2 separate regions of the Homo sapiens genome follow, and region 2 is linked to region 1. Evidence: chromatin loops called from intact Hi-C (ENCODE). Cell type or tissue: heart right ventricle. All regions are shown on one strand. Each heading gives the region's core, and the rest is flanking DNA. Links, peaks and the distances in the headings are about the cores only. Region 1 overlaps LOC107987046 (a long non-coding RNA gene). Region 2 holds the start of IL33 (interleukin 33).

Region 1 (15,993 bases), core at 4,307-12,306:
CCTAACACCTAAGTGTTAAGTGGACTCAATGTTGAACCTTTTTGAGTGCCAACATGACACTCAAAGGAAATGCTCATGAACATTTCAGATTTCAGATTTGGGATGCCCAACTGGTAAGTATAACACAAATATTCCAAACTTTGAAAAAAATTATGAAATCTGAAATACTTCTTGTCCCAAGCATTTTTTGGAAAAGGGATACTCAACCTGTACCTTATAACTTCCTTATAACTTTTGGCTCTACCACTTCTATCCCTATATGGAAGCTGAAGTATGTTATTACTGCTGTTACATGACTATTTTTCTACATTGTGGTTCTATTTCTGCTAAATTATTCTTACAGTCTTTATCAATTTAAGTTTTTTAAAAAACTGCCTTTTTAGAACTCTGAAACAGTATTTAAAAATTAAATTAAAAAAATTTTAAGTTTTGTTCATCATATACAATACAATTCTGATATATGATGTTAGACAAATTATTAGCCAGGTAATTTCTGTTCACCTAGTATCAATGCTATAAAGAGCTTCAAGTGAACTTTCTTTAGTGAGATGAGTTTCAATGATCCTAAAGATGGTAAATGAACCATTATTTGTGTGTCTAAAGTGTGTACTCTTAAGAAATTATCCATAAATCAAAAACAAAAATTTAAGCAATTGTTAAATATAATGTTAACAGGAACATTGAGCAATAAATTGAAACTTTTAAATTTAACTCATATCTGCTTAGTTTTTTATTTAGTTAAGTATAAAGGCCCAGTTAATTAATCAATTCATTAGATTGGTCAAGGCATGACACTTGAACTACACAATAGGATTTAAAAAGCAGTTGGTTTTTTTAGTAGTTCTCTGGTAATCACACGCACATACACACATACACAAAAATTTGTAGAGTACTCTGAATATAGGATTTCCCCCATAATCTTGCATCTGCTGTATTTTGTAAACTATATAAACTGGACATGGCCAAATTAGAGATGTCTGATAAACTCTTATAAAGTATTTGGGAACTTCAACTGGATTCCCAAAGGATGAATTTTAAACTATAAAAAACAAATATTCATATAAAAGCACAACAGATTTAACAGACATCTTTGGAAAAAAAATCAAATTGTAACTCAATTTTCTACTTTTTCAAATACGACTAAGGAAAAAAGTTACAAGTAGTAATGTCTACCTTAAAAAAAAACACACATTAACTGGGTGATTGTGTGGGGGGTGGGGAAAGCTATACAGTATTATTGCACTCCATGAATGTGAAGAATTCCAAAATATGCCAGCACGGAAAAGCTATCTTGCATTGAGGTTTTCCAAGAGGTACAACGAGCATGCTAAGAAAGCATTTGGTCTGTACTAACAGCTTGCTCTCTTCAGTACAGGCCTTCATAATGTCAGTCAAGCTGCTCTTGGAATGATCCCTTAATGCAAAAGAGTTTTCAGTGCTGATAGGTGGTGCTATGATCGATGGTGTGGGATTGAATCCATATGCACATTGAGCTTCATTTCATTGTCAAGAATTTGAACAAGCTGTTGCATGGATGGAAGGTGACCGGATTCCAGCTTAGACCACACAGGTACATCATTTAAAGTTATCTCAAATGCACCTGTTGACATACACTGGTTCTCAATCATGTTGCTCAAGAAGAAAACCATCATACATGCATAGACCTTATTTTCTTGGCCCCACTGCCAGATGCTAGGAGCTTGCATGCCAAAGAAAGCAAAAGGATCCTTGCCAACAATTATTAAGCCTATTAATACTAGTTTGAAGACTGACAGGAAAGATGCTATGTGTCTATACATTGGTTGAGGGAGGTAATTCTCTCCTTCAATACGGATGTCTGGGTACCCCTGGCTAGTAACCCACATGTACTCCTCAAACACCCGCCTATAACCTCAGGAAACACAAATCTGGAACTTGAGCAGTGGCCCCGTGGCGTACTGCATCTTTAATCTCGCTGGGCACGCCACCCAGATTGGCCGAGGCCTCGCTCCGGACCATCACAGACACCGCCACTCTCTATGTTTTTTTCAGGGTAACTGTGAAACAGCCTCAGGCAGATTTTTCCAGGTATTCCAGAAAAAGACCTCATTATCATAGAAGGTGACAGTTCTATGTGTGTTATTGCCCCTGAAGAAATTCCAGTGGGACAAGATGTGGAGGTGGAAGACAGTAATATTGGCGATCCTGACTCTGTGTAGGCCTAGGCTAAGGTGTGTGTGTCTTAGTTTTTAACAAAAAAGTTTAAAAAGTAAAAAAAAGAATTAAAAAATTTAAAAAATAGAAAAAAGCTTATAGATAAGGATATAAATAAAATACTTTTATACAGTTGTACAATGTTTGTGTATGTAAAAAGTTATGTACATAATTGCATGTGCTATAGTTTTATATGCCTGGCAGTGCAGTAGGTTTGTTTACACCAGGATCATCACAAACATGAGGAATGTGTTGTGCTAGGATGTTATGATGATTATGTCATAAGTAGGTAATAGGAATTTTTCAGCTCCATTATAATCTTATGTGATACAGTGGTATATATGGTCCATCACTGACTGAAATGTCATTGTGTGGTGCATGACTGTAGTTGGGATCAGAGTATGTAGCCTTTCAGACTAGCTTCTTTCACTTAGTAAGTTAGGGATCCTCCATATTTTTTTGTGACTTAATAGCTCATTCCTTTTATTGCTGAATAGTATTTCACTGTCTGGATTGCCCATTCATCTATTGAAGGGCATTTTGGTTGCTTTTAATTTGGGGCCATTATGAATAAAGCTGCTATAAATGTCCATGTGTAGGTTTTTATGTGGATTTAATTTTTTAACTCAAGTATTTGACTAGAATTTAACTAAGTGTTTGAGTAATTATTTAGGAGCGAAACTGCTGGGTTATATGGTAAGACTATATTTAGTTTTGTAAGAAACTGCCAAATTGTCTTCCAAAGTGGCTGTATCATTTTGCTCCCACCCCCAATGAATGAGAATTCCTGTTGCGCAACATCCTTGCCAGCATTTGATATTATTAGTGTTTTGGATTTTGGCCATTTGAATAGGTGTGTAGTTGCATCTTATTTTAATCATGTTTTCTTTTTAACCATTATATTCTACCACCTCTCACTATAAGCAGCAGTTTGTTTTCCTGTTATTCTAGGCAAACCAAATTCCAGTCCCACTGCGGAATTTAGCATTGTACCAGACTTCAAATTGGTTAATAACAAACAAACAAAAAGACCCTATAAAAACCATTGCACTTTCAGTTCTCTCTAAAAATGTCAAAAGGTTTCACTCACAGGCTAGTACGTGAATTCCACACTGCATGGCATCAGGCCGACTGCCATTCTACTTTAGTTTTTAGTCAGGTTTATTGAGGGATAGTTTTAATACAGTAAAACTCATCATTTTAAAGTATATAGTTTGATGAGTTTTAGCAGTATACGGATGTATAACCACCACCACAATCAAGATATAGGACATTTCCATCACTGCAAAAGGTTGTCCTTTTGTAATCCATCCCTGCCCTAGGCAACCACTACTGTCTAATATAGTGTTTGGCTTTTTAGAATGCTATATAAATAGAATCATAGAGTGTGTACTCTTTTTAAATAATTTTGTTTCATACTAGTTTTTCTAGGGGTTCCATTTTCACCTCTCAGTAGATTTTACATATTTCTCATATGCCTCTGCATTTATCAGTTCATCTAGTTCTGAAGGGTTACTCAGTGTCATCTTGATCAGCCCACCATCTTCATAACAAGATTTACTGACAAGTCCTGGATTTTCTACAAGAGCTTCATTAATTTTGGTAACTTCTTCTGATAGAGGAGAATAAAGTTCAGTAGCAGCTTTCACACTTTCCAAAGCACTAAACTAGTCTCGTTTGTTCGATTTTGTCCCAATTTCAGGCATACTACAGTAAACATCTCCCAAAAAGCTTCCTGTGCAAAATTGCTGATTCCCACTGTTCCAATACCATTTTCTCTTATCCATTCATTTTTCTTTTTTTTTGGTGAATTTGTGCAACAAGGGCTGAACCTGGTCGTGGCAGCGTCGGTAGTGCCCACCCTCAGCCCTCAAGGCGGCCACGGGTTCCTAGGCCCTGTGCAAGGTGCAGGCCACGTCGCATGCTCGGCTGCTCAGCGTCAGGTGCCGATTTTTTCCTGCGTTTTCTTAGGGAAGTTTTATAGTTTTAGCTCTTATATTTAGGTCTGTGTCTTTTTAAATTAATTTTTGTGTATGACATGAAATAAAGACAGATGTTCATTTTTTCCTTCGCTTCCTTACCTTTTCTTCTTTCCTCTCCTTCCCTTCCCTCCCTCCATGCTTTTTTCCTCCTTCCCTCCCTCTCTCCCTCCGTCTTCTTTCTTACAGATGCCCTTACGGATTCTTACAGATGCCCTTACGGATTCTTACAGATGTCTTCTTTCTTACAGATTTTTTCCTGCGTTTTCTTAGGGAAGTTTTATAGTTTTAGCTCTTGTATTTAGGTCTGTGTCTTTTTAAATTAATTTTTGTGTGTGACATGAAATAAAGACAGATGTTCATTTTTTCCTTCGCTTCCTTACCTTTTCTTCTTTCCTCTCCTTCCCTTCCTTGTTTTCCTTCCCTTCCCTCCCTCCCTGCTTTTTACCTCCTTTCCTCCCTTTCTCCCCCCTTTCTTTCTTACAGATGTCCAATTATCCAAGCACCATTTGTTGAAAAAGCATCCTTTCTCCACTGATTTACATCTTTGTTGAAAGGCAATTGACCATATATGGTTGGAGCAATTTCTACACTCTTCTGTTCCACTGACTTATATGTCTATCTTTAAAGGTCACATTGTCTTCATTACTGTAGCTTTGTAGCTGGTCTCGAAATCAGGTAGTGTGAGACTTCAAGTGCTCTTTTAAACTTTTTTTAAGAGTCTCTTCTAGGTCCTTGAGATTTTCATTTAAATTTTATAATCAGCTTATCAATTTCTATTGAAAAAACTTGCTGTGGCATTGACAGGGATAGCACTAAATCTATAGATAAATTTGGAAGAATTAACATATTAATATTGATTATTTCTATGCATACATGTGGTATAGCTCTTCATTTAGTTACATCTTTAAGAACTTTTCTCAGTAATATTTTATGGTTTTTGTGGTATAGGCCTTGAAATATTTTGTTAAGTGTATTCCTATGTATTTTTTGTTTTGATTCTATTGTATATATTTTTTCACATTTTAGTTTATAATTATTTTTTGATAGTATATAAGAAATATATACTGCATACATTTTTGTATATTGGCCCTATGTCTTGTGACCTTACTAAATTTACTTGTAAGTTCTAATAACTTTTTTTCATTGCTTCTTTAGAATTTTCAATATATAAGATCATGTCATCTGCAGATAAAGATAGTTTTGCTTTTTTTTAATCTATTGGCTTTTATTTCTTCTTCTTGCCTGATTGTGCTGGTTAGTATCTCCAGTACAATATTAAAATAGACATAGTGAGAACAGACATCCTTGCTGATTGCTATAGAGGGAAAGCATTCAGCCTTTCAGAATTGAAGATGAGGTTAAATTTATGTTTTGTGTAGATGATTTTTATCATGTTGAGGAAGTTCCCTTTTATCTCTAGTTTGCTGATAGTTTTTAATCCCAAAGGGATGTTGAATTTTGCAAGTCCTTTTCTGTATTTATTAAGATATCATTTTGGTTTTGAATTTGTTGATATAATGAATTTGATTATGATTGATTTTCAAATGTGGAACCAACCCTGCATACCTGGAATAAATCACATTTAATAATGTATTATGTTTTATATATTACTGGTTTCAACTTATCAATATTTTGTTAAATATTTTTGAGTTGATATTCAGGAAGGATATTGGTTGTTCTGTTTTAGTTTCTTGAAACATATTTGGTTTTGCTATTGGGGATAATGCTGTCATCATAAAATGAGTTTTTGTTTCCCTCCTTTCTATTTTTCTGGAAAAGTTTGTGTAAAATTGGTATAATTTCTTCCTTAATTGCTGGCTAGAACTCACCTGTGAAGTCATTTAGGCCTGGAGTTCACTTTGTGGCAAAGTTTTAACTATGATTTCAATTTCTTTAATAAACATGGCTATTCAAATTATCTATTTCTTCTTCAGTGAGTGTGAGTAATGATTTCAAGGAATTTGTCCATTTCATGTAAGCTTTCAAATATATTAACAAAAATATTTTAAAAGTATTCTCTTATTGTCCTATGGGATTGATAGTGATGCCTCTTCTTTCATTCCTGATATTGATAATTTACATCTTTTTGTTGTTGTTGTTGACCAGTCTAGTGGCAGGTTTATCAGTTTTTCTGAGCTATCTAAAGAACCAGGGCTTATTTATTTGTTTTTTTGTTTGTTTGTTTGTTTTCTATTTCACTGATTTCTCCCATTTATTATATCTTTTCTTCTTGCTTTGGGTTTAATTTGCTTTTCTTTTGCTAGTTTTTAATGTGGAGGTTTATAGCACTGATTTGAGACTTTGCTAAAATAAGCATTTAATGTTGTAAACTTCCCTTTAAACATTACTCTAGCTGTGTCCCACTTATTTTGACATATTACATTTATTTTCATTTAAATAAAATATTTTCTAATTTTCGTTGTGATTTTTTTGGGGTATATAGTTATGGAAAAGTATTGTTTAATTTCCAAATACTTGGAGATTTTCCAAATATCTTTCTCTTATTGACTTCTAATTTAATTCTAATGTGGTCAGGTAAGTTTTTTGTTTTTTTTTTTAGAGAGAAACTTACTCTGTTGGCCAGGCTGGAGTGCAGTGGCATGATCTCGGCTCACTGCAACCCCTACCTCCCAAGATCAAGAGATTCTCATGCCTCAGCCTCCGGAGTAGCTAGGACTACAGTCGTGGGGACTACCATGCCCAGCTATTTTTTCTGTATTTTAGTAGAGTTGGAGTTTAGCCATGTTGGCCAGGTTGGTCTTGAACTCCTGGCCTCGAGCGATCCACCCGCTTCAGCCTCCCAAAGTGCTGGGATTGCAGGTGTGAGCCACTGCGCCCAGCCTGAGAACATACTTAATGTGATTTCAGTTGTTTTGTGTTTCTTGGTGAATGTTCTAGGTGCTTTGAAAATAATGTATATTCTGCTGTTGTTAGGTAGAGTGTTCTGTAAATGTCCACTAGGTCAATTTAGTTGATAGTGTTGTCAGTCTTCTCTATAATTAATGATTTTTTTTGGTATAATTATTCTGTCAAATACTGAAAGAACAGTCTTATAAAGTTTCTCAAACTGTTATTGGACCATTCCAGATTCTTTCCTAAACATGCCTTCCCTGGCTCAGTAGTATTTGGGCAGGACCTGTAGTAGAGCAGGCACCAGCCAAGTAATCAAATATTAGTATCCTTTGGCTGGCTCCCCAAATTTAGCCATATTTTTTTATTTTATGGGAAATGTTCACTTTTGGTTTCCAATAAATAAAGGGAAGGGGATTTTTTTCCTCTTTACAAACTTAGTGTTCCTCAAAAAGATGACTTTTTGGCCAGGTGCAGTGGCTCACACCTGTAATCCCAGCAATTTGGGAGGGCAAGGTAGGAGGATCACTTGAGGCCAGAAGCTCAAGACTAGGCTGGGCAACATAGTGAGACCTCATTTCTACAAGAAACAAGAAAAAAATTAACCAGGCGTGGTGGCACATGCCTGTAGTGACAGCAACTCAGGAGGTTGAGGCAGGAGGATCACTTAATAAGGTGGGAGGTTGAGGCTGCAGTGAGCCGTGATTACCTCTTTGCACTCCAGCCTGGGCAACAGAGCGAGACCCTGCTAAAAAAAAAAAAAGTAAGATGACTTCTATCACCTCTTAGTCCTCTTTTACAAGGAAGGGGAAGGATGTGTCAAGGGAGAGACTGCTGCCCCAAATAGCTGAATTTCAAATATTGGGTACTTTACTGTTTTTGTTTCTAGCAATGGGGTCTTGGTGATAGTTCCAGGGAAAAATAGGAAAAATTCTATTAAATAAGTTGTAGTTGCATGAAACTGAATTACTAAATCAGTTCATCCTGTTCTCCTTAAAATGCTTTACCATAATTACTTAAGATTGCTCACTGAATAGATACTGTTTAGGCCAAACTGGTAGTGTCCCAGCTAAGGCTCATTCCAAAATTCCAAACTGTTTGTTTAATGTCATGGAATAAAATAATTCTTTTAACAGAAGCAAAGGCCACTATTGCACAATATCATATTATCAGCACCAACAAGTAGAAACATAGTTAGCTCTCTTGGCTGTGTTTAACTTACAAAACACTCTGTTTGAGGACTCATACAGCTGCAATGTTCTGACCTAAGGGAGCATCTGGCCAGTTCCTCCTTTGTTTGTTTTCCTTGAGTGTGACTCTTTGACAAGTAGGCCTCTTTTGAGGGGAAAGAAAAAGGCTGGTTGGGTTTTAAATTATAAATGAATGTGGAGGAGGAGAAATAGGATTAACACTGGTTGACCTAATTTATGCTAGGCATTGTGCTAAGTGCTTACGGTCATGTCCTTATCCCATCTTCTCAAAATCCCTGTCTAAGTGATGTATTAGCCCCATTTTATAGGCAAAGAGACTGAGGTTCAGAGTGGAATGAAGTCCCATAGCTGGAAGAAATTGAAATTAGAACCAGGATCTCTCTAGTACCAAAGTTCATGCTCTTTTTTGTCTATCATGCTTCTATTAATATGGAGGCTCAACACAAAAGTAACCCACAATCCGTGGCTGCTTTATTGATTAGTTCTGTGGTTTCTGGAATGGTCCTACTCAAATGTGATTGGCAGTTGAGTCCATAAAAATGCCACATTTCTCTTTAGGTTTAGTGTGTTAAGGAAGCTTTGATCATGTCATGTACCTTAAGCAGAACCTGACTATTTTTGTCTTAGATAAATTTGACGTTGTATAATACTGACATCTCTTTGGACTCCAGCCTTTGCAAATATTAGGCTCAATGTCAGGAATGAATAGTGAGCAGCAGCTTAGGGCCTCAGCCTAGGCAAGAAGGGGGGACTAGGAAAGTCCAAAGATTGATAAAGAGAAAGCTTACAGGCAGGCAGGCAACTCCAGGTGTCAGAATTCAGGATAAAGCAAGTCTCTTTTTTATCTCAGTCTCAGATATTACAGACCCAAAAGGTCTTGCTGTGAGAGAGAAGATCATGCAAAGAAGTAACCTAAAGTCCAGGTGATCAGTGACCATGCATCATATCTAAATGGTGCTGTTCCATAGGCAATTGGAAGCACAGCTGGCTTGCAACTCAGGAAGAATATCTGGTCTGGAGAGTTATCAGTCAATAAAGGGGCAGCTAAAACCCTGGGAGCTGATGATCTTGGGCAGGGGAGTGTGGAGGGCAATGTGGAGTGAGGAATGAAGAGGGTCAGGGGTCTGAGAGTCCTTGATGTCTGTTAACTACTCCTTCCTCAACCTGCAGCAGGCTTCCAGCTGTTCTGAACACTTCCTATCCACTCTGTTAGTTAAGGAAAGGGAGGACCTTGAGATGGCTGAACACACAACAGCCAATACCGGTCAGATGAGATTGGCAGTGGTTTATTAGTCACATATACACACAGGGTGGGGAAAGAGCAACCCCACATGCCATGAGGGGCCACATAGAGCAGAGTGAACCAGCAGAGGCTTTGGGAGGCTAAACTGAGTTCAGAGGTTTGTCTATTCATGGAACTGGACATTCTAATTATTGAGTTGAGACTGTATTTGCAACTTAATATGACAGTAGGACTGTCTATTACTTAAGAATGAATGGAAAAGTATAAGAGGGAGGAGTTGAATAAAGGGATGGTGGAAGACAACTAATGTTTTGATTACCAACTGTGCTTCAAGATTTTTGAATGTACCAATTATATTTCCAACTGTATTTCCATTTAATAATCCCATTGTCAGTTGACCCTCAACCTGTCCTAACAAACTCATTATCTTCCTTCATACTAATTTCTGTTTCCCACCTCCTCATTTCTGTTTCTGACAGCGTCATTTTCTCAAGTGATACTCCTGCCTCAGCCTCCCAAAGTGCTGGGATAATAGATGTGAGCCAGCATGCCTGGCTGCTAAAATTTTTATGGAATTCTGTAGAATTCTTGTGTCTCTGTTGATGAAAAACATTGGTCTGTAGTTTTCTTGTATTGTTGTTTTTGATATCAGTGTATTTTGCCTCATAGAAAAATTAAATAAAACTTCCTCCTCTTCAGTTTTTCTGAAAGAGTTTGTATATATTTCATATTATTTCTCCTTAAATGTTTGGAAGAATTCACTAATGAAGGTTGAAGTTTTCTTATGAGATTTTGAGCTTTACATTTAATTTCCTTAATAGATAGAGGGCTATTAATGTTTCCTGTTTCTTCTTGAGTGAATCTTGGTAGTCTGTGCCTCTCAAGGAATTTGTCTGTTTTCATTACGGTTGTCAAATTTATTGATGTAGTGATGCCTATAATATTTCCATCTTATTATTTTTAATATCTTTAGAATCTCTACTGATGTTAACTCTCTTATTATGGATAATGGTAATTTGTGTCCTCTTTCTTTTTTTTTCCTGATCAGTCTAGACAAAGGTTTATCAATTTTATTGATTTTTTCAATATACAACTTTTGATTTCTCTATTTTTTTCTGACCTATTTAATATTAATAAATTATTATATAAATTTTTAGTTATCCAATTCCTGTGTCTTGGAACATCTGCACTTTTATGCAATGATCTTTTGAAGGATTTTTACTATTACATTTTTTATATTTATAATGTAATATTCTATGCATATTGCTGTGGTCCGAATGGTTGTGTCCCCCCAAGTGTTGAAATTCTAACCCCCAAGGTGATGGTATTAGGAGGCGAGACCTTTGGGAAGTTATTAGGTCATGAAGGTGGAGCCTTCATGAGTAGAATTTGTGCCTTATAAAAGAGACTCCAGAGAGTTAGGTAGCCATTCTGGCCATGTAAGGTTATGACCAAAAGATGCTGTCTAGGTTGAAAAGGCCCTTGCGAGACAATGAATCTGCCAGTGCCTTGATCTTGGATTTCCCAGCCTACAGAACTGTTAGAAATAAGTTTATGTTGTTTATAAGCTACCCAGTTAATTTTGTTATCATGGCCTGAATGAACTAAGACATATATGAAAGAATTTATGAAACCTATTTGTAGGTTGAGAAGTATAAATAAATATCTATTTCTTTCGTAGATTCGTTTTGTAGATTAATACCTGTCAGATTTCATCTTTCTGATTTCTGCTTCGTATTTTATCTCTCAGAAAATAAATTCTCTTAAAGTTGTGGAGTCATTTGATTGTGTTCTAATTGTACCTAAGAAAAAGTGTTCTTCTTATCAGTCGGGTTGGTTGGTTTTTCTAAGCTAACTTTCACTGAGTGCTTGCTATGTGCCAGGCAATTCTTATCAGTGGCCTGAGAAGCAGGTGTTACCTTCATGTCTTCTATGGGTTAAGTTTGCTTTAAGGCATATTCAACAGAAAACCCAACACTAGCTTAAGCAAACATGGGTTTATTTTTCTCTCAACATAAAGTTTGCAGTTAGTACTACAAGATTGATATGGCAGCTCTCCAATGTCACATGCGACCTGGTATCTTACATTAGTTTCCCCAGGAGGAGATCCTGAGTTAAGGATTATGATAATGTGATTTACTAAGGAAGTATTCCCAAGAAATACTGATAAGGCAGTCAGGTCAGGGCAGGGCAAGACAGGGCAGGGACAAGCAGGAATCTAAGAATGTGATCTCATGCTAAAGTGCAGAACAGGGCAGATTCAGCATGAGCCCCATGGGAGAATTTTTGAGTGAAATTTAAGACAGAGGTATTCCACCCAAGAACTGGGGAGCTGGGCTTTCAAAAGCCTTGTGAGGCTGGTGGGAGTAATGCAAACTCATAGACATTTTCATCTCTCCATGCGAGGGGGCAAAGCAGCATCAATACCACAAAGGCAATCCTTACAAGAGCTACAAATGCTGGATTTTGAAAGAACATGGAAGATAGTGGTGGTATGGGTGTGTGGCACATATGGAAATAGTATCAAATAATCCAATATAAAGAAATCCAAGGGAATTTGGACAGAGCACCAATATTGTCTACTACACCAGGATTCCTTCATCTTTCCCTCCTGCCTTTTTTTTTTTTTTGAGATAGACTCTTGCTTTGTCACCCAGGCTAGAGTACAGTGGCGTGATCTCAGCTAAATGCAGCCTCTGCCTCCCAGGTTGAAGCAATTCTCCTGCCTCAGCCTCCCGAGTAGCTGGGATTACAGGAGTGCGCCACCATACTCAGTAATTTTTGTATTTTTAGTATAGATGGGGTTTCATCATGTTGGCCAGGCTGGTCTTGAACTCCTGATCTCAAGTGATCTGCCCACCTTGGCATCCCAAAGTGCTAGGATTACAGGCGTGAGCCTGGCCGGGCCCCTCCTGCCACTTCTAATCTGTAGGCCTTTGTCCCCATGCTCATCACCTTGTGGTCAGAAGTTAGCTGCTCTGCATTCAGCATCCTATCTATGGCTCAGGCAGGAAGAGAAGGGGTAAAAGACTGAAAAAGGGCATGCCAGTCAAATATGTCTTTTTAAAAGAAGTTTTTCTTAAACCATTATCCTGCTTATATTTTATTGTCCAGAACTATGCCAAATGGTTACCCCATCTAGCTGCATGGGAATCTGGGAAAGAGTGTATTTTTAGTTGTGTGCACTGTTGTCTGGTAAAAAAAAAAAAATGAGGGTCTATTGGTAAAGCAGTAGGGATGGTGGTTGTGGATATTAGGTAGACAATTACAATATTTGGTACTCCCTATTTACAGAGGAGAAATAGATATTGAGAGAGGTTACTTACCTTACCAAAGTTGCACAGCCTATAAGCAGCAAACCAACCCTGCTCTTAATACATTGGACACTGATTCACGTGATCTCTTTGTGGGCGCATCCTCTGTGCTAGGGACTGTAATTAAACTTGGACAAGTATTTCATCTTTGTATTAGTCAGGGTTCTCCAGAGGGACAGAACCAGTAGGAGATAGATAGATATAGATATATATATATATATATAGCTATATAGATATATATATATATAGCTATATAGATATATATATATAGATATATATATATCTATATATATATACACACACACACAATGTATATATACACTCTATCTATCTATCTATCTATCTATCTATCTATCTATCTATCTATCTATCTGAGTTTATTAAGGATAATTGGCTCACACGATTAAAAGGTGAAGTCCCAAAATAGGCCATCTACAAGTTGGGGAAAAAGAGAAGCTGGTAGAGCGGTTTAGTCCAAGATAGAAAGCCTCAATTCCAGGGAGGCTGAAAGTGTGGCCTTCAGTCTGAGGCTGAAGGCCCAAGAGCCCCTGGGAGGCCACTAGTGCAAATCTCAGAGTCCAAAGCTGAAGAACCTAGAGTCTGATGTCCGAGGATAGGAGGAAAGGAAGCAAGTGCCCGGCAAGGGAAGAGAGTGAGAAGACTAAGTTAGTAAGTTTATCACCCTTCTTCCACCTGCTTTGTTCTAGTTGTGCTGGTGGCTGATTGAATGGTGCCTACCCACATTGAGGGTGGTTCTTCCTTTTTCAGTCCACTGACTCAAAAGTCAATCTTGGCAGGATGCGGTGGCTCAGCCTATAATCCCAGCACTTTGGGAGGCTGAGGTAGGCGAATCGCTTGAGCCCGGGAGTTTGAGAGCAGCCTGGACAACATAGTGAAACCCTGGCTCTACAAAAAAATGCAAATATTAGGTGGATGTGGTAGCACGTGCCTGTAGTCCCAGCTCCCCAGGAGGCTGAGGTGGGAGGATCACTTGAGCCTGGGAGGCTGAGGTTGCAGTGAGCTGAGATTGCTCCACTGCACTCCAGCCTAGGTGACAGAGTGAGACCCTGTCTCAAAAACAAACAAACAAACAAAAATGTCACTCTCCTTTGGCAACACCTTCACAGACACACCCAGAAATAATACTTTACCAGCCATGTAGGCATCCCTCAATTCAGTCAAGTTGACACCTAATATTAACCATCACAGTCATCTTGGCACTTCAGCAGGAAATAATTCATCGATCCTCCCTCTACCAACTCACAATCACTTTCATCTCTTGATTTATTTCCTCAGATTCCTAAGTCCCCATATATAATCCTGACCACTAAAGGGGTTAAAACAACTGAATTTACCCCTTTTACCTAAGACCTACATGAGGAACCTGCTTAACAAGACCTTGAGAATGGATATAAGAATAGATAGGGATGGGTGTTAGGGTATGGGGATAGACAATTCAGTTATATTTCTTTCCCTGATGACAAATCCACACTGATCTTTCTCACCTTTGTACAACTGTACTGCAGAGTTGGAGTTATAATACATATGGTACACGTTTTAGGGGGCTGGGAATGGTGGCTCACGCCTGTAATCCCAGAACTTTGGGAGGCCGAGGTAGGCAGATACCAAGGTCCGGAGTTCGAGACCCACCTGGCCAATATGGTGAAACCCTGTCTCTACTAAAAAAATACAAAAATTAGCTGGGCGTGCTGGCAGGCACCTGTAGTCTCAACTACCAGGGAGGCTGAGGCAGGAGAATTGCTTGAACCTAGGAGGCAGAGGTTGCCGTGAGCTGAGATCATGCCACTGCACTCCAGCTTGGGTGACAGAGTGAGACTCTGTTTAAAAAAAATAATAATAATACATATGGTACATGTTTTAATTTCCATGTGAACAAGGAGCATGGCTTAAGTTTCTTTTGTGCTGTCATGGTGCCTAGCAAAGTCACAGTACATATGGCACCTATTTGATGTATAACTGCTAGAAGATGAGATTTCAGGGCTGTATAGGCTTATACTTGAAGGGAGAAGGAGTTTTGGGACAAGCCTACTACTCCAACCACCCACTGGCATACCACAGCTGAAGATTTCTGTTTTTAAAATTATTTTTTTTAAACTTTTGTTATAGGTTAGAGGGTACAAGTGAAGGTTTGTTACATAGGTAAACTCATGTCATGGGAGTTTGTTGTACAGATTATTTCATCACCCAGGAATTAAGCCCAGTACCCAATAGTTAACTTTTCTGTTCATCTCCCTCCTCCCACCCTCCACCCTCAAGTAGACCCCAGTCTACTTGTATTTATAAATTCATAATGACCTCCAGCTCCATCCATATTCCCACAAAAGACATGATCTCATTCTTTTTCATGACTGCATAGTATTCTAGTGTGTATATGTACCACACTTTCTTTATCTAGTCTGTCACTGATGGACATTTAGGTTGATTCCGTGTCTTTGCTATTGTGAATAGTGCTGCAATGAACATTTGTGTGCATGTATATTTATGGTAGAAAGATTTGTATTCCTATTCCTCTGGGTATATACCCAGTAATGGGATTGCAGCTGAAGATTTCTATCCATCATGAAATTTTTCAGTGTGAGGCACAAGGATTGAAATTATTTTTTGGCTTATTTTGTTCTGCAGAAGTGGGGATTATGAATAAATTGTTTTAGTTTTAAATCAAGCTGCTGTTTTCAAATTAGGTTGGCAATTTTCTTTCCAAATTCCCCCTGAATCTCAACTCTTACTTATTTCTTCCCGATTCTAAGTCATTTTACTCGTTCAAATAAAATTTTCTTGACAGTATTTCAAGATAGTCAGTAAATACATAAAAACCTAAAGAAGACAAATAAAATGAGGAAAAAGTAAGTTTTGACACAATTATCCTTCCTGATACAATGAAATGAACAAATTCTTTCCAGTAATGTGTATTTGGACCATGAAAACACATACAGGTAAGTGACAAAAATGCCACCTCATATTTGAATATTTTAATCAAATTATACTGACTATAATGATGGTGGAAATTTTTTTTTTAAAAAAAGGAAACTTAAACACAGAAAATAAGTGAGCTGAGTTGAAAGTTATCTACCTAAGGAGTCAGAATGATCAGATCAAGGTTCTGGTGCAGGTACCTGTTAGATGTTTGATTCTGAGTAAAAGTCATTGAACACCTTCTTGCCACCCACCAGTATGGGCAC
Region 2 (15,993 bases), core at 4,066-12,065, 57 kb after region 1:
AACTGCCCGACGAAACTTCTGATTAAGCGAGCAAAAAGTGTCCTTAAGTTTTAAGCCTTGTTCAGTTCTGTGTTCCCCAGTTGCAGCTAAAAGTATATCAAGTGATATAAATTATCTTTATTTTTCATGTAAGTATAATCTGCATTGACTTTTTCTAAATCCTTTAAAGAAATGGCAAACAACTAATGTATTCTGGACATTGCCTTAATAATATCTTTATGGTTGAATTGTTTAAAACATTTTAATGTTTAAATAATGTTATGTTTTAAAGAAAATTTTAGTATAACATGGATATGTAAATTCCTGTGCTAAAAATCAAGAAAATAATATTATATATGATAGAAAAACATGATATATCAAAAAATAGAAAAAATAAACTGAAAATCTTTTGTATCAGAACAAGATTTTAAAAACTTATAAGTAACTCTTTGAGGTACTCTTTTAAAAAAAAAAGTGCAGATTACCAGTAATAGTACTGTTATTACTATTCTATTTTTGCAAAACAGTAAAACATCAGTTACGTTCATTTACAAAAAATTTTTGTGTTTATAAATTTGTCTATAAAATGATTATGAATATCATATACATGTAAATCATGCCTTAAGTCATTGTGGGACAAATAGTGACAAAATGAAATGAATTGCCAAGACTTTGAAAATCAAACTTCATAAAATTCTAAAGTAAAGGAAGGAAAAATAAACACAAATTCTTGGTTGTTACCTCTGGGGGAAACCAAAGGAGATGCAATTAGGTAGTGACACAGAGGAGCCTTCAAAGGTATAAGGAATATTCTATTTTTTAAACTGGATGATAAATACACAGGTATTTGTTTTATTATTTTTCTCCAGAACTTACACTTACATATGCGTTCCACATATTAGTTTATGTGTATGATATATTTCTGAATTAAAAAGCTTGAAAGAAAGAAAATCAATCTTCAGTTAACATTCTACTCATAAAGTCAACTGTTCCCTATTCTCCAGGAACAAATGTAGCTACCAAGTAAAAAAAAAATCAGTTAATACAACATCAACACTTTCAAAATTAAAAAGAAATTGCTGCCTGAAAGCAGGAATGCATTATTTAAAATTCTGTGGTTATATTTTAAAAGAACAAGTTGGCTAGTATAAAGGGGATTCCATGTGCTAAATTGTGACAATTTGACTAAAACAAAAAATATGTGAAAGTTTTTCCTTGTGCCAAGACTAAAGTTACAGAAAGCATAACTTTTGCAGGCTTTTTTTCTCATGTTTGAGATATGCTTATTGAATAGCGACAGAAATAACTGATATTATAGAACAGGTTATGAAAAGTTTTGTAAAGCATGTAATATATTCCACAACACTTTCACTGCCACACCATTCAACTTAGCTGGCATAGTCAAAAGCCAAAATGAGAGTCCCTCTCAATGCTGGTATTTAGCTGGTATGCTGCAAGGCTGGTTCCTTTCTTATTTCTCTTTGCTAATGCCATGCCAGCTATTAAATATTTTGAATATCACCTGGGTAGAAAGCATGAGATTTTATTGTACAACCAAATGGCTGCCTGCTAACACACAACATTGTTAGATGAAATTAAATTTGATTATTACAAGCCATTTAAAACTGAAGAGTACAGAGGCTTTCTTCTCATAGATATGAAACTTCCTGGTCATTTATCTGAATAAAATAAGCCACAATCTGCACCCTGGATATTTCATTTCCATAAAGTTTTAACAGAACTGCCTTGTGCGGTGATCTAAAAATGCAACTCAAAGGTCTGGAAGCTTGACCACCATGGTATGACAAGCTTTTCACTTTGCCTCCTTTGTGGGCTACTCCAGCTATTCCCCAAATTGCTGACTTCATTATTTCTCTGTGGAATTCTTAGTTGGCTCAGCCTTACTTACCTGGTAGCTGGGCTTAGTGTGAAAGCTACTAAAATGAAAAGACTCTGTTAAACACCTCTCTTCTCCCCAAAGATAAGGCTAAATTATTTTCCCACTCTGGACAGATATGACTTCTTCTTGAGTGTACCCACTGATGCACAGAGAAATAAATATAATTGGTAGCCTTTCCTTTGCCAAGACACTTTTCATAAAATATGTACAGCGAACTGCCATTCTAGAGGTTACTAGTTGCTGCATGGTTCCACCTAGATAGTAAGGAGAACCAACGGGTCTAAACCCAGATGCTCTTTTACCAGCTTTTGCCATAAATGCCTAGAAAAAAATTGGATGCTGACAAAATAATAGACTTCTAAGTTTTATACTTTTATGAATTAAGAAATATAAAGACTTAAAAATATTTTTTTCTGTCACATCACAGTGCAAATGACCTTAATGCTTCTAAATGTTGAATCTGCTTTCATGGGCCTTATAGCACTGAGCAGAAATTCTTCCACTTGACATAATGGAAAGTAGTAATAATTGGACAGCCAGATGTAAGCATTACCTGTCAGGTCCTAGGCACGGTATCCTCCAAACATTTTTTGTAAAACAGCTTATACTCCTTTGAGTTAATAGCATCTAATTTTTTATATTAAATGACCACCACATACTGACAATTGTGATTAAGTTTCCACAAACCATATGGCTCTTGAATAAGTCAGTGAAGAAAAAATAATGCCACCATACGTGCAGGTAATATGGACCTTTTTTCTTATGGGGGAAAAAACAGGAAGCTGGAGATAGTCACCAAATTACATCAGAATGAATATTGGTACTTATTTCTGTGCCTGAAACTTGTTCAAAAGTTTAGAATGAAATATTACTAAAGGAAACTTAACAATTATGGGTCAGGTACAGTGGCTCACACCTGTAATCCCAGCACTTTGAGAGGCTGAGGCAGGAGGATTACTTAAGCCCAGGAGTTTGAGATCATCCTGGGCAACATAGTGAGACCTCATTTCTACAAAATGTAAAAAAATTAGCCAGGTGAGGCAGCACATGGCTGTGGTCTCAGCTACTTAGGAGGCTGAGGTGGGAGGATAGCCTGAGCCCCGGATGTCAAGGCTGCAGTGAGTTGTGATCGAGCTACTGCTCTCCAGCTTGGGTGACAGACTCTGTCTCAAAAATAAATAATAATAATAATAACAATAACAATAATTTACAAATATGAAGCAGTTATGCTGACTACTGATCAAGTATTGTTAAACAGGATTGCTAAAGAATGTGGACAAATAATATATATGTATAAGAGATAATGGAAAAATAAAATTTAGGGAGGAAAAACTTTGGAACTAATAAATTCAGATTTGAGGAAGTTCATGTTTGGGTCTAATAATTCTCCAAAGAAAAGAACAAGTGGAGAAAAGCATATAGTCCCCTAAAAAGAAATTACAAACAGCTTAAATAGCATTTCTTAAACAATTGCCAGTAATAAGCCAGCAGGCTAAGAAGTTAGAGTGGCTGAGATTTGAGCACAGCAGACACACAAAACTATGAAGTTCTGTTAAACTCTAAGGAAATATTGAATCTTTGCTAGGAACTATGTCGGAAATAATGAGCAAAACATTCTTACCATTGCAAAAGGTCTCAGATGCACTAATATGGCTAGGGAAAATTATGACAATCATTTAATTTATGGAATGTTCAAAGTGGAGGGGAATTAGATGTAAACTGGGTGCTGATTAAAAGTAAAGCGCTCAGCCAAGTTTGTGGGTGAACTTCTTAGTTCTGGAAATAGCAATGGGAATGGCAAAAAAAAGTTACAGAAGAGAACAATGGCTGGCAGGAACTCTTTCCCTAGGGCAAAAGGTGAATGTAGCCCTGAAGGAAATAGACAGAAGGTTTTAATGTCACTTCATCAATATTTTCATATTTGAAAATGATGGAAACTTTGAATAAGAAAATAGCTTCACAAAGAGGATTAGAGATGCACTAAATGAAGTAGTTTGGAATTGTTCTTTAGTTCTTTTTTCTTAATGGGACCTGACCCTGGACTTTAATCTCTGATCTGAAATTTACTGACTTTATGATTTTGGGTTAGTATTAAAATCTTTTCAAATCCCACTGTCTCAATTTCATAAATGGAGATAATATTTACCTCACAGAGGTGCTGTGAGGGATAATGTGGAAGATAAATGTCTCACTTTTAGTAAATGGTCAGTGATTAATAAATTACCTTTGATGACTGCTTCTAACTTGTTTTACCCATCACAACACCTGTCTTGAGTGGGATTTTGTTGCTTGTTTGTTTCACATTTTACACAAGAGAAAAAAATTCAGGCTCAGGAAAGTTAAGTAAGATCCAAAATTACACAGCTGGTCAATGATGGATGATGGACTGGAGGCCTGACTGCCTCTAAAAATTTGTGTCTTTACTATTATGCTATACTGCACTCTTCACTTAAAAAATACAAAACAAAAATAAATACCTTCGTAGGTATACTGTAATCTACCGATAATAACATGAGCAGCATGTGCCAGGAGTCCGCTATAGGGAGGAAGCGCCCCCAATTCCTCACTCCCCCTTACCACTCCCTGCATACTGAACTTTGCCTGAACTTTTTGAGGCCCACTAAGGTTGTGTCCCCTTAAAAGTTACTTTTGCTTGCAGACATCAGCACCAGAGAATCTACAGGAAACCGAAGAGATTAGACGTTCTACCATGATTTCCTGAAGTTCTTGAACCCAACCCAATCATTTTGTTGTTGATAGAATTAAGGTCCCTTTCTTTCTGCTGTTTCAGGAGTTTATATTTGGTCTTAATGTTTCTAAATGTTCCTGCTACAAACTGAGATACAAAGAAGGTGAATTCCAATGAACCTCTTGATTTCCACCATGTTTGCCAAAATTTCAACTTGAATGAAAGATACATTGATTTTGGCACAGTCTGACTGACATCTCCAGAAAAACCCTTATGGTATCAGATTTACTGACATATAAATTTTCTGATGTAGACATATATATATATATATATATATATATATATATATATATATATATGGAGAACATATATATATATGGAGAACATATATATATATGGAGAACATATATATATATGGAGAACATATATATATGGAGAACATATATATATATGGAGAACATATATATATATGGAGAACATATATATATATGGAGAACATATATATATATGGAGAACATATATATATATGGAGAACATATATATATATGGAGAACATATATATATATGGAGAACATATATATATGGGGATATATATATGGGGACATATGTATAGGGAGAAAAAATATATATATAGGGAGAATATATATGTGTATATATATATATGCATATATATATTATCTCAATGCTGACCCTTCTTCAGTATTTCCCTGTAATGATTTAATTCCCTGATGGAGCTTAACTTTTCACAATTGAATTTCATGCCTATTTCCCCGAAGTTAGTTGTAAGCTCTATTTCCTTAATCACTGGGAAACCCTGGCCAAGAGTGACATTTCCTGTTTCTCAATCTCTTCCATTGTTTTCAGTTCTGGCTATTTCAATCCCTAAGTGAAAGTTTGCCTCAGGATTCTTTTCTCTCTATAAATGGGAAAGGGAAAGAGGTGCTTTCTGGCTGTAGATACTGTAAGCTAAACAATGATGTGAAAGAGATAAACATCTAGGTTACTTAAGAAATCAATTATGAAGTAACCAATCAAAGATTGGTAGAAGGTCCAGGATCCTTTCAGAGAAGAATGGAGAAAATGTGAAATATGAGCTGAGGAAAGTGCGATGCTTGTGCTAGAAGTTCTTAACTGTTTCAGACAATACCGAGCTGTGTGATTCAGTTCAATCACCCTAAACTTTGGGAAATAGAGGATTCTGAAGTTTTCTGAACTCAGAGAGGTACATTTTCTGGGTGGAAATCAAAAGAGGAGCATTAAGTATTCAAAAGACAAATTTGAGAAGCAATAAGTAAGACTGTTGGAAACAGTATAGGACCCCAGTGTGGCACAGAAGGATGCTTCAGCGGGAGAAGCACAGTGCAGAGGAGGAAATACGGGTCTTTGCCCTAGACACTTCACTCTCAAGTCTCTGACTTGTATGCAGCCACAGGACATACTTTTGGATTTGTGCTATTTTCTTAATTAAAATAGTCTGGAGGCATATATTCATGTGTGGAAAGAAAAGGCAGAGAAAATTGTGAGGAGGCAGAAAGCAAGGAATAAAGAAAAGAAAACAATCTTCAAAGGAAAGTCTGTAAATGAAGAATAGTAGCAAAACTGATGAGCTTTTGAATTTCTCCACTTAGGGTATCAATTCCTTGTTTTTCCACAAAAGTTTATTTTTGAGGGGGTGGTACCTCTCAATTCTTGTATTTGAAACTGACAGTGAGAAATAACAGTGAGAAAATTATGACAGTGAAGGAGATCTGACATAACCAACCCCCATCATGCTTTTAACTTCCATATTGCCTTTGGTCATTCCTGGGCTTGGGCCAAGCTAACTTTGGGAGAAATTTAGGGTATGGTTTAAATGATAATAACCCTTCACCAAAAGTAAACCACCTTGGTAAAAATAATGAAAGACCACCAAGTTAGGAGTTTGAGAGGGTCCTGAATTCTGCTAAGATGTAGGCATAGTAAAATGATTACTAGCCATGATTCTGGAGGTCACAAGATTTGCAACTTCCCCAGTGACTACTGTAAATAACATCACTATTGTATAAGCTAAGATTGACCTTCAGAGATGTCTGTTCAGGCTTTTGCATTTCTGATGACCAGTGACTACTCTGTGGCTCCCACCCAGAAATAGACTCAGTGCATACACGAGGACCATTTTTCACATGCCTGTGATTTTATTCCCAACCAATCAGCAGCACCTATTCCCCTAAGCCCTTTGCCCATCAAACTAACCTTGAAAAACCCTAGCCTCCAAATTTTTGGGGAGATTTGAATAATAACTTTGAATCCTCTGTGGCATGGCTGGCTGGCCCTGTGTCAATTAAACTCTTCACTGCCATGCCATGGTTTCAGTGAATTGGTTTTGTCTGTGCAGATCAGAGATTAAAGTCCAGGGTCAGGTCCCATTAAGAAAAAAGAACTAAAGAACAATTCCAAACTACTTCATTTAGTGCATCTCTAATCCTCTTTGTGAAGCTATTTTTTATTCAAAGTTTCCATCATTTTTTTTGGAGATGACATTTAGCTCTTGTTACCCAGGCTGGAGTGTAATGGCATGATCTTGCCTCACTGCAACCTCCACCTCCTGGGTTCAAGCGATTCTCCTGCCTTAGCCTCCCGAGTAGCTGGGATTACAGGTGCCCACCACCACACCCAGCTAGTTTTGTTTGTTTGTTTTTGTATTTTTAGTAGAGACAGGGTTTCATCCTCTTGGCCAGGCTGGCTGCAAACTCCTGACCTCAGGCGATTCACCCACCTCGGCCTCCCAAAGTGTTGGGATTACAGGCTTGAACCACCACACTTAGTGATGTCCCCCTTTTACTGAAAACCACTTGTAAACAATTGCAAGCATGTTTGTCTTGAGTAAGCATTAGGAGTTAGAAGTAGAATTATCAACTTGCTTTATAAAGTTTCCAGCCTGGCAACAAAGCAAAGACCCTATCTCTACATAAACTAAAAAAATTACCCAGGCATAGTGGCGTGTGCCTGTAGTTCCAGCTGCTTGGGAAGCTGAGATGGGATGATTGCTTGAGCCCAGGAATTGGAGGCTGCAGTGAGCTAGGATCACGCCACTGTGCTCCAGCCTGCGCTACAGAGCAAGATCCCATCTCTTAAAAAACATAAAATAAAATAAAATAAAGTTTCATGGAGGGGGCAGAATTTACTATAAAAACTATTACAATCTCTTTCAGCAATTTATTAATTTTACAAATCACCCAAAGGAAAGCAAATGGAATTATAAGTTAGTAACAGCTATTGTCATTGACTTTTACTGCTATTAGCAATAATAACAAATTGGCCTTATCATTTATTTTTCAGGAAAAAAAAAAAAACACAGTTCTCCATGGTTCCCAAGGTTTAACTTTGCAAAATCTGACTAAAAATCTCCCAGAATATTCAGTCTTACCTTGTGATCTTGTTTTGATTTCTTCCCTGAAGAGCTGCAGCTCTGTGTTCGGAGGAGTCTGTAGACTCTTTTTATTAGCCAAAGTTTGGCAGAGACCCAAATTGCCTTAGAAGGGAGATCTGGGCGGGTGAGATTTTAGCAGGCTTGAAATCTCATGTAAAGAGCCAACAGAGTTACAATTCTGTCAACATCTAAGGCTCACTACTTTCTGCGTCCTCCCTCCATCTGAATATTTTAAACCAGCAATTATGATTCTTCTTCTGCCCCTAAACTTTATGTTTTGGCTCTCTTTGGAGTTGAACTCCTAAACTTCAACTTCAGCACTGTCCATTTTGAAATTCTGTTGCCATTTATATATTCACTTTTGGCCGTTGGCTTCTTAATTTACAAACTTCATTAAGAGATCAGTGTATTCTTCCAAATTCCTTTATAATAGAAATTTGCGACCCCCTTTGGCCTATCAGTAATAAGCAGCTCGTCTGCAAATAAAAGCTCTGAAATACTCTGTATTCCAACATATCTGACGGGCTTTCCTGCTCCCCACTGTTCATCTTTTCTTTCTATTCATCTCAAAAATCTCGCAGAAGATAATACTTTATCACAAAAGCAAATCCTGTACTATAGATCCCATGAGAAGTTGTTCTTCTTACCTCATGAGAAATTTTGCTCCTACTCACCCTCTCTCCATCTCGTTTGGCATCTGTAGCAGAAAATAAAGGGATGAAGTAATGCTCTTTTAAGACTTGGACTGATTCCACATCCTAAGATCACACATTGGAAGGAAGACTGCTGCTGTACTTAGAAGGATATTGTGATGGACTGTTACCCTAGCAAGCCTCTACATCCATTCAATCTACAAGATTAGAAGGGTGACCTTGAAACAAAGGGGCAGCAGAAAAAAGTTTACTGTAAAATGAAATAGGAATTTTTTAGTTTTTCTCATGGCATGTTGAAGGATAGAATGTTAGGGTTCTGGAATCCAGGGGAAAGAGAAAATGAGACAGCAACAGATGGCTGACCAGGCTTGGGAAAATGTGACTATGATGGAGTCCCCTTTGGAAAAAACAACTAAGGAACTCTGTTATCTTGTTTAAAGTTGTTTCATTTTCTGTGCAGTAATCCCCTTTAATCATCCCCAAACCTGAGCAATCATCTGCTACAAGCCATAGTGTTGCATTTGTGAGTAATGAAGAAAGATGGCTATGTCTGCCCTTTGGATAAAGCAGTGAAGCAAGCGGACAGGATGCCAACATGACAAGAATGAATCAGGAATTGAGCTGTGTGCAATAAATAGGAGGGAGGGGTGACAAGTAACAGCCAAGGGAATATTAGCATACTCTACTCTGGGAATTCTTGCAAATACTGAGGAAATTACAAAGGATGAATAATGTATCTTTATTATGTATATTGAACCCTCCTTCATTATTTCAAAAATTTCTCTTTTTATCTCTAATTATGCTTCATGCCTTAAAGTCTGCTTTGTCCATTTGTCTGCTTTCTCCATTAGCAGAGCTTTGCAAACATTCTTTTGGTTAGTATTCACATAGTGTATCTCTTTTCATCTTTTTTCTTTCAAACTTTCTGTGTCCTTACATTAAAGATGTGTCACATATAAGTAGTATACTGGTTTTTTTTCCCAGTTTGACAATAATTTGTCTTTGAACTGGAACATCTATTGTAATTATTGATATATTTGAATTTGCTTCTACTATCTTACTTTTTTTCTCTGCTATTTTGTCCCCCTGGCTTATGCTCTTTTTTGGATAAAACAATTATTTATTTATTTATTTATTTATTTTGAGATGGAGTCTCGCTCCGTCGCCCAGGCTGGAGTGCAGTGGCGTGATCTCAGCTCACTTCAAGCTCCGCCTCCCAGGTTCACACTATTCTCCTGCCTCAGCCTCCTGAGTAGCTGGGACTACAGGCGCCCGCCACCATGCCCGGCTAATTTTTTGTATTTTGTAGTAGAGACGGGGTTTCACTGTGTTAGCCAGGATGGTCTCGATCTCCTGACCTCGTGATCTGCCCCCCTTGGCCTCCCAAAGTGCTGGGATTACAGGCGTGAGCCACTGTGTCTGGCCTGGATGAAACAATTTCTAAAAATTATTCAATTTTCTCCCAGCAGTCATGAACTATAACTCTTGACTTTTTATGAAACAAGAACAAAACCAAAAAGGCTGCTAAAACCACAGCTCTGCTTTTAAGAGGCTGATTTTTTTTTTTTTTTTTTTTTTTTTTGCCTTTGCCCCCATGCAGCTGCGTAATTCGGCAAGTGTTTTGAAGAGGAAACTCATTATATGTAGGTTCAGTTCTCCAGCCCTCTCTTCTTGCTGGGGGCCTGGCCCTTCCAATTTCCAATTTTGTCTCTTCATTCCCACAACACCGATCAACAGTGATTTCTCTGTCTCCTGGCAGTGACCTCCTACCTTGGTAAAATACAGATTCCCTGCCTTGGCCAATGCTCTCGTAACTATTAAAAAGTAGCTAACTACTGTTAGCTAATCTCTCCATGGAATCTTAGCCCCTCATCCTTCGTGCTTCAGCAGCTCTCTCCTGATCTGCCTTTCTGGTTGTACTCAATGGTAATATTGGACTGCCACAAGTTACTCCATGCTATTCAAGTAGCTAGTTGAATGAAGATGAAAGCATGGCTCTAGAAGGCAGGACGACTAAGGGTTAGGTCATACAGACTTTATTCTAGTAATCGTATAATTTGTTATCTGAATCATAAATTTTTGAGAATGAAAAGAATGTTATTAATCATTTGACCAGAATAATAGGAAAACACTGAGATATGGTTACCCCAGGTTTTGTGACTTTTATAGTTCTTCATCCCTAACCCCACTACTTCCCAAATCCCAAATCTGCCTTATTAACTTCCTCCTTTCAGGGTAGATGCAAGGTATATGGGTGACTGTCTAAAATTTTGCTGACTCATAGACATATACTTGATCTGGTTGCACAATTTTATTCCCAAAGGAAGAAAGTTCAAATTGATGTTTTGCTACCAACAGACCTTAAAAAATGAAAATTTAAAGGGTATACTTCACATGGAGGAAGGTGAACCCAAATGGTAGGCCTGAATATAAGCAGAATTGAAGAATCAAAAGTATGATAGATATTGAGGTAATGCTAAGACATATTAACGGTAAATACTGACAATAATATCTTGTAAGGTTAAGAAAAACAAACTAGAACTAAATACATTACAAAAATAGCCTATATGTCTGGAGAGATGATGATAGGAATGAGAGTTCTCAAGTATATTGTATTGCTCAGGAAGAGGGTAAAAATATTGCTGAATTTTGAGCTCTGTATTCATTTTTAAATTTCTAGAAAAAATTCAGAATAATAGAAATTGGACATATAACTAACTTCCAAATGATTAGAGGAGAAAAACAGAATGAGAAAAAAATAGCAGTCTATCCAGCAGAAATCAAGAAAGAAGAGACAAAAAAGCATAGTAAAGGTAATACCAAGAGAAAAAACAAAGCATGATAGATTTAACACAAATATGTCAATAATCTCATTACATGGACTAAAGGTGCCAGTCGAAGAAGCTAAGATACTTAGACTTGAAAAGAAAAGATCCATGTAATGCTGTTTTAAAGAGACATATACTAAAGATACAAAGAAGTTACTGGTCAGGTGTGATGGTTAATACTGAGTGTCAACTTGATTGGATTGAAGGATGCAAAGTATTAATCCTGGGTGTGTCTGTGTGGGTGTTACCAAAAGGGATGAACATTTGAGTCAGTGGACTGGGGAAGGCAGATCCACCCTTAGTTATGGTAGGCACAATCTAATAAGCTTCCAGCGAATATAAAGCTGGCAGAAAAATGTAAAAAGAGAGACTAGCCTAACCTCCCAGCCTACATCTTTCTCCTGTCCTGGATGCTTCCTGCCCTCGAACATCAGACTCCAAGTTCTTCAGTTTTGAGACCCAGACTGGCTCTCCTGCTCCTCAAGCTTGCAGACAGCCTATTGTGGGAACTTGTGATTCTGTAAGTTAATACCTACTAAACTCCTTTATATATCTATTCTATTAGTTCTGTCTCTCTAGAGAACCCTGACCAATATATCGGGCATGATGGTTCCTTCCTGTAATCCCAGTGTTTTGGGTGCTGGGGTGGGCGGATTGCTTGAGCCCAGGAATTTGAGACCAGCCTGGACAATATAGTCTTTGTCTCTACAAAAGAAAATTAAAAATTAGCTAGGCATGGTGGCACATGCCTGTAGTCCCAGCTACTTGGGAGGCTGAGGCAGGAGGAGTGCTTGAGACCAGGAGTTTAAGGCTACAATGAGCTTTAAACATACCACTGCACTCTAGCCTAGGCATAGACCAAGAGTGAAACACTATCTCAAAAACAAAACAAAACAAAACAAAACAAAACAAAACAGAGGCTACTGAATAATGATAAAATTAAATTCATTGGGAAGAAATAAATCCCCACCCACAAACACCTGTTAACACAGTCTTAACTACATAAAATGAAAATAAAAGTAATTACAGAGAGAGATACAAATATCTATTATCCTAATGGGAAATTTGTTATGTCTTAGCAACGTTGTCAAGCAGGAAAAGCATTAGGAAGAATATAGAAATTTTGGTTGACACAATGAGCTGGGACACATGGATATATAAATAACACAATACAACAGGCAGAGAATACATACTCCCTTCAAGCACACATGGAACATTTGCAAAATTAAACATATTCTTATCTATCAAGTCAGTTGTAGAATTATTTCAATTGATGTCACCAAAAATGGCAGAATAAGGAACTTCAAGGTCTATCTCTCCGCAAAAACAACTAATAAGCTGGCGAAAACTGTCAAAATCAACTTTCACAGAACTCTGCATATAGTCGAAAGCTTATGACAGCCATGGAAAAGTTAATGAAGAAAGAAGAAGTTGATGCATTGCAGAAGAGAGTGCTGTGGCATTTTAAATTGCCTACTTGCTATCCCTCATCTGCCATCCCCCAGATCAATGGCAGTTATCAGGATGGTCGCCCATATTCCAGGTGCATGCTGCTAGTGCCAGAGGGACTAAATGGACCTTTTTCTCAAATAATTGTGATTGTGTGTTTCAGCCTGTCTGGGGGCTCCCTTAAGGACTAGTGTGACGAGTTGCCTTTGTTTCATCTGATTCAAAGTGTTTCCAGGGCTGGCATGGCTTCTCAGGTGGCATTTGCCAAAGGCATTAAAAGGTAAAAGTATTGGCTGCAGCAGCCTGGGGCAAGGGATAACAGTCAGAACAAGCAATAGACATATCAAAAAAGCCAGGGAAGAAAGAGGTTAGAAAAGGAGATACATGAGGGGAATAAGGACTTTGAAAAGTTCCCACATATACTGGGGAATCAAGAAGACAACACTCATTGCTAGGAAGGTAGACATGTTCAGAAAAGTCCTGAGAAGACCCCAGGCTTTCACCTCTGGCTGACTTTCAAGTTCCATGCAAGCAGGAAGTGAAGACCAAAGCAGAGTTGTAAATGGCTTTGCTATGCGTTGAAGGCATGTCCCAACACAGAGCCAATCTGAAAACACTAGGGGAATAATTTTTCTTTTTCTTTCTTCAGCTTCTATTTTTGGCTCTAGTTGTTTAAGGAAATCATTGTCATAACACTAGCTGACCACTAAGCTAATGGAACACCGACTTCAGTGACCACACATAACAAAGAATACAGACTGTAGAAAAATGTTTTAGAAAAGTCACTAAACAGACAGATAACAACAACCCACTACAAGCAACAACAACAAACCATGGGGATGTGGAGAACTGAATTTCCTGAGTTACTGTATTATAATGTGCAAAATGTCCACCTTTCAACACAAAATTATGAGACACTCAAACAATGAAGTATGGACTTTAAAAAGTGACAGTAATCATTCTTGAGAAAGACCAGATATATGACTTATTAGGCAAAGCCTTTAAATCAGCTGTCTTAAATATATTTAAAGAGCTAAAGGAAACCATGAAAATTATGTCTTTGCAAATAGAGAATATCAATAATAGAAATAATAGATATAAATTATAAAAAGGAACCAAATAGAAATTCTGAGGTTGAAAAGTAGAATAACTGAAATAAAAAATTCACTAGAGGGATTCAGTAGCAGATTTGAGCAGTCAGAAGCAAGAACCAGTGATAGGTTAATTGAAATGGTCCAGTCCGAGGAAAAGAAAGCAAAAAGAATGGGAAAAAAATGAGCAGAGTCTAAAAGGCCTGTAGGACATCATCAAGCATGCCAACAGGTGGACAATGAGAGTCCTATAGGGAAAGGAGAGAGAATGGAACAGAGAGAATATTTGGCAAAATGATGGTAAAAATGTCCCAAATTTGATTAGTAACCAAGATTTTAAACATTCGAAATACTCAATGAACTCCAAGCAGGATAACTCAAAAGATTCACACTGAGATACACTATAACCAAACGGTTAAAAGCCAAAGACAAAAAGCAAATCTGGAAAGCAGCAACTGAGATGTTTCTCACTATGTATAAGGGATACTCATGTGTAGGATTACCAGCTAGTTTCTCTTCAGAAGCCATGGAGGCCAGAAGACAGTGGGACAACATATTTAAAAGGCTGAGAGAAAAACATTGTCAACCAAAAATTCTATATCTGGAAAAACTATTCTTTAAAAATGAGAGAGTAAGTAAGACATTAAGAAATTAAGATGTTATCAGATAAAGAAAAACAGGGCAACATAGGGAGTTCATCACTAGTAGACCTGCCCTATAAGAACTGCTGCATAAATCCAGCAACATTCTAAGAAGGTTCTATGTCATAACTAAGTGAGGTTTATACCAAAAATGCAAGAGTGGTTCAACATATAACAACCAATCAATGTAATAAATCACACCCATAGAATGAAGGAAAAAACCCCACCCATATAATTATCTCAATAGATGCAGAAAAAGCTTTTGACAAAATCTGTCACCCTTTAATGATAAAAACCCTCAATGAACTAGAAAAAGAAGGGAACTTTCTCAATTGATAAAGGACATTTATGAAAAATTCACAGTGGCATTATTCTCAATGATGAAAGACTGAAAGCTTTCCTCCTAAGATGAGAAACTAGACAAGAGTGCCCATTTTCTTTTTTTGGTTTGTTTTTTGTTTGTTTGTTTGTTTTTAGCCCAACATTTTATTTTATTAAATTTTTTATATACTTTAAGTTCTGGGGTACATGTGCAGAACGTGCAGTTTTGTTTCATAGGTATACATGTGCCATGGTGGTTTGCTGCACCCATCAACTCATCATCTACTTTAGGTATTTCTCCTAATGCTATCCCTCCCCTAGTCCCTCACCCTCTGACAGGCCCCGGTATGTGATGTTCCCCTCCCTGTGTCCATGTGTTCTCATTGCTCAACTCCCACTTATGAGTGAGAACATGGGGTGTTTGATTTTCTGTGATTTTCTGTTCTTGTGTTAGTTTGCTGAGAATGATGGTTCCTAGCTTCATCCATGTCCCTGCAAAGGATATGAACTCATCCTTTTTTATGGCTGCATAGTATTCCACGGTGTATATGTGCCACATTTTCTTTATCCAGTCTATCATTGATGGACATTTGGGTTGGTTCCAAATCTTTGCTATTGTGAATAGTGCTGCAGTAAACATATGTGTGCATGTGCCTTTATAGCAGAATGATTTATAATCCTTTGGGTATATACCCAATAATGGGATTGCTGGGTCAAATAGTATTTTTAGTTCCAGATCCTTGAGGAATCACCACACTGTCTTCCACCATGGTTGAACTAATTTACACTCCCACCAACAGTGTAAAAGTGTTCCTATTTCTCCACATCCTCTCCAGCATCTGTTGTTTCCTGACATTTTAATGACCACCATTCTAACGGGCATGAGATGGTATCTCATTGTGGTTTTGATTTGCATTTCTCTAATGACCAGTGATGATGAGCATTTTTTCATATGTCTGTGGGCTGCATAGATATCTTCTTTTGAGAAGTATCTGTTCATATCCTTTGCCCGCTTTTTGATGGGGTTGTGCAT

Evidence for each region. A loop is a pair of places that touch in the nucleus more often than their neighbours do. Peaks named below come from ENCODE experiments on the same cell type or tissue, not always from the same donor. Only the 100,000 strongest peaks of a DNase experiment are listed, where the experiment ranks them.
Region 2: it touches region 1 in a loop (4-fold over the local background); 13 of 110 quality-filtered maps call a loop at or near these places.

What each region holds. Positions count from the first base shown.
Region 1 is chr9:6,264,617-6,280,609 of GRCh38, reverse strand. All of the region lies in intron 2 of LOC107987046 (a long non-coding RNA gene), which reads left to right. It also overlaps the pseudogene SELENOTP1. Among named protein-coding and RNA genes, the nearest start is that of TPD52L3, 56 kb to the left of the region's middle. In heart right ventricle, for the core only: no CTCF peak of the experiment used is centred there; a DNase peak (open chromatin) is centred at 8,297; H3K27ac peaks cover 1,138 bases.
Region 2 is chr9:6,207,834-6,223,826 of GRCh38, reverse strand. IL33 (interleukin 33) reads right to left here and starts at 8,020. Exons shown (of 8, transcript NM_033439.4): 1 at 7,975-8,020. In heart right ventricle, for the core only: no CTCF peak of the experiment used is centred there; no DNase peak of the experiment used is centred there; H3K4me3 peaks cover 3,654 bases; H3K27ac peaks cover 5,147 bases.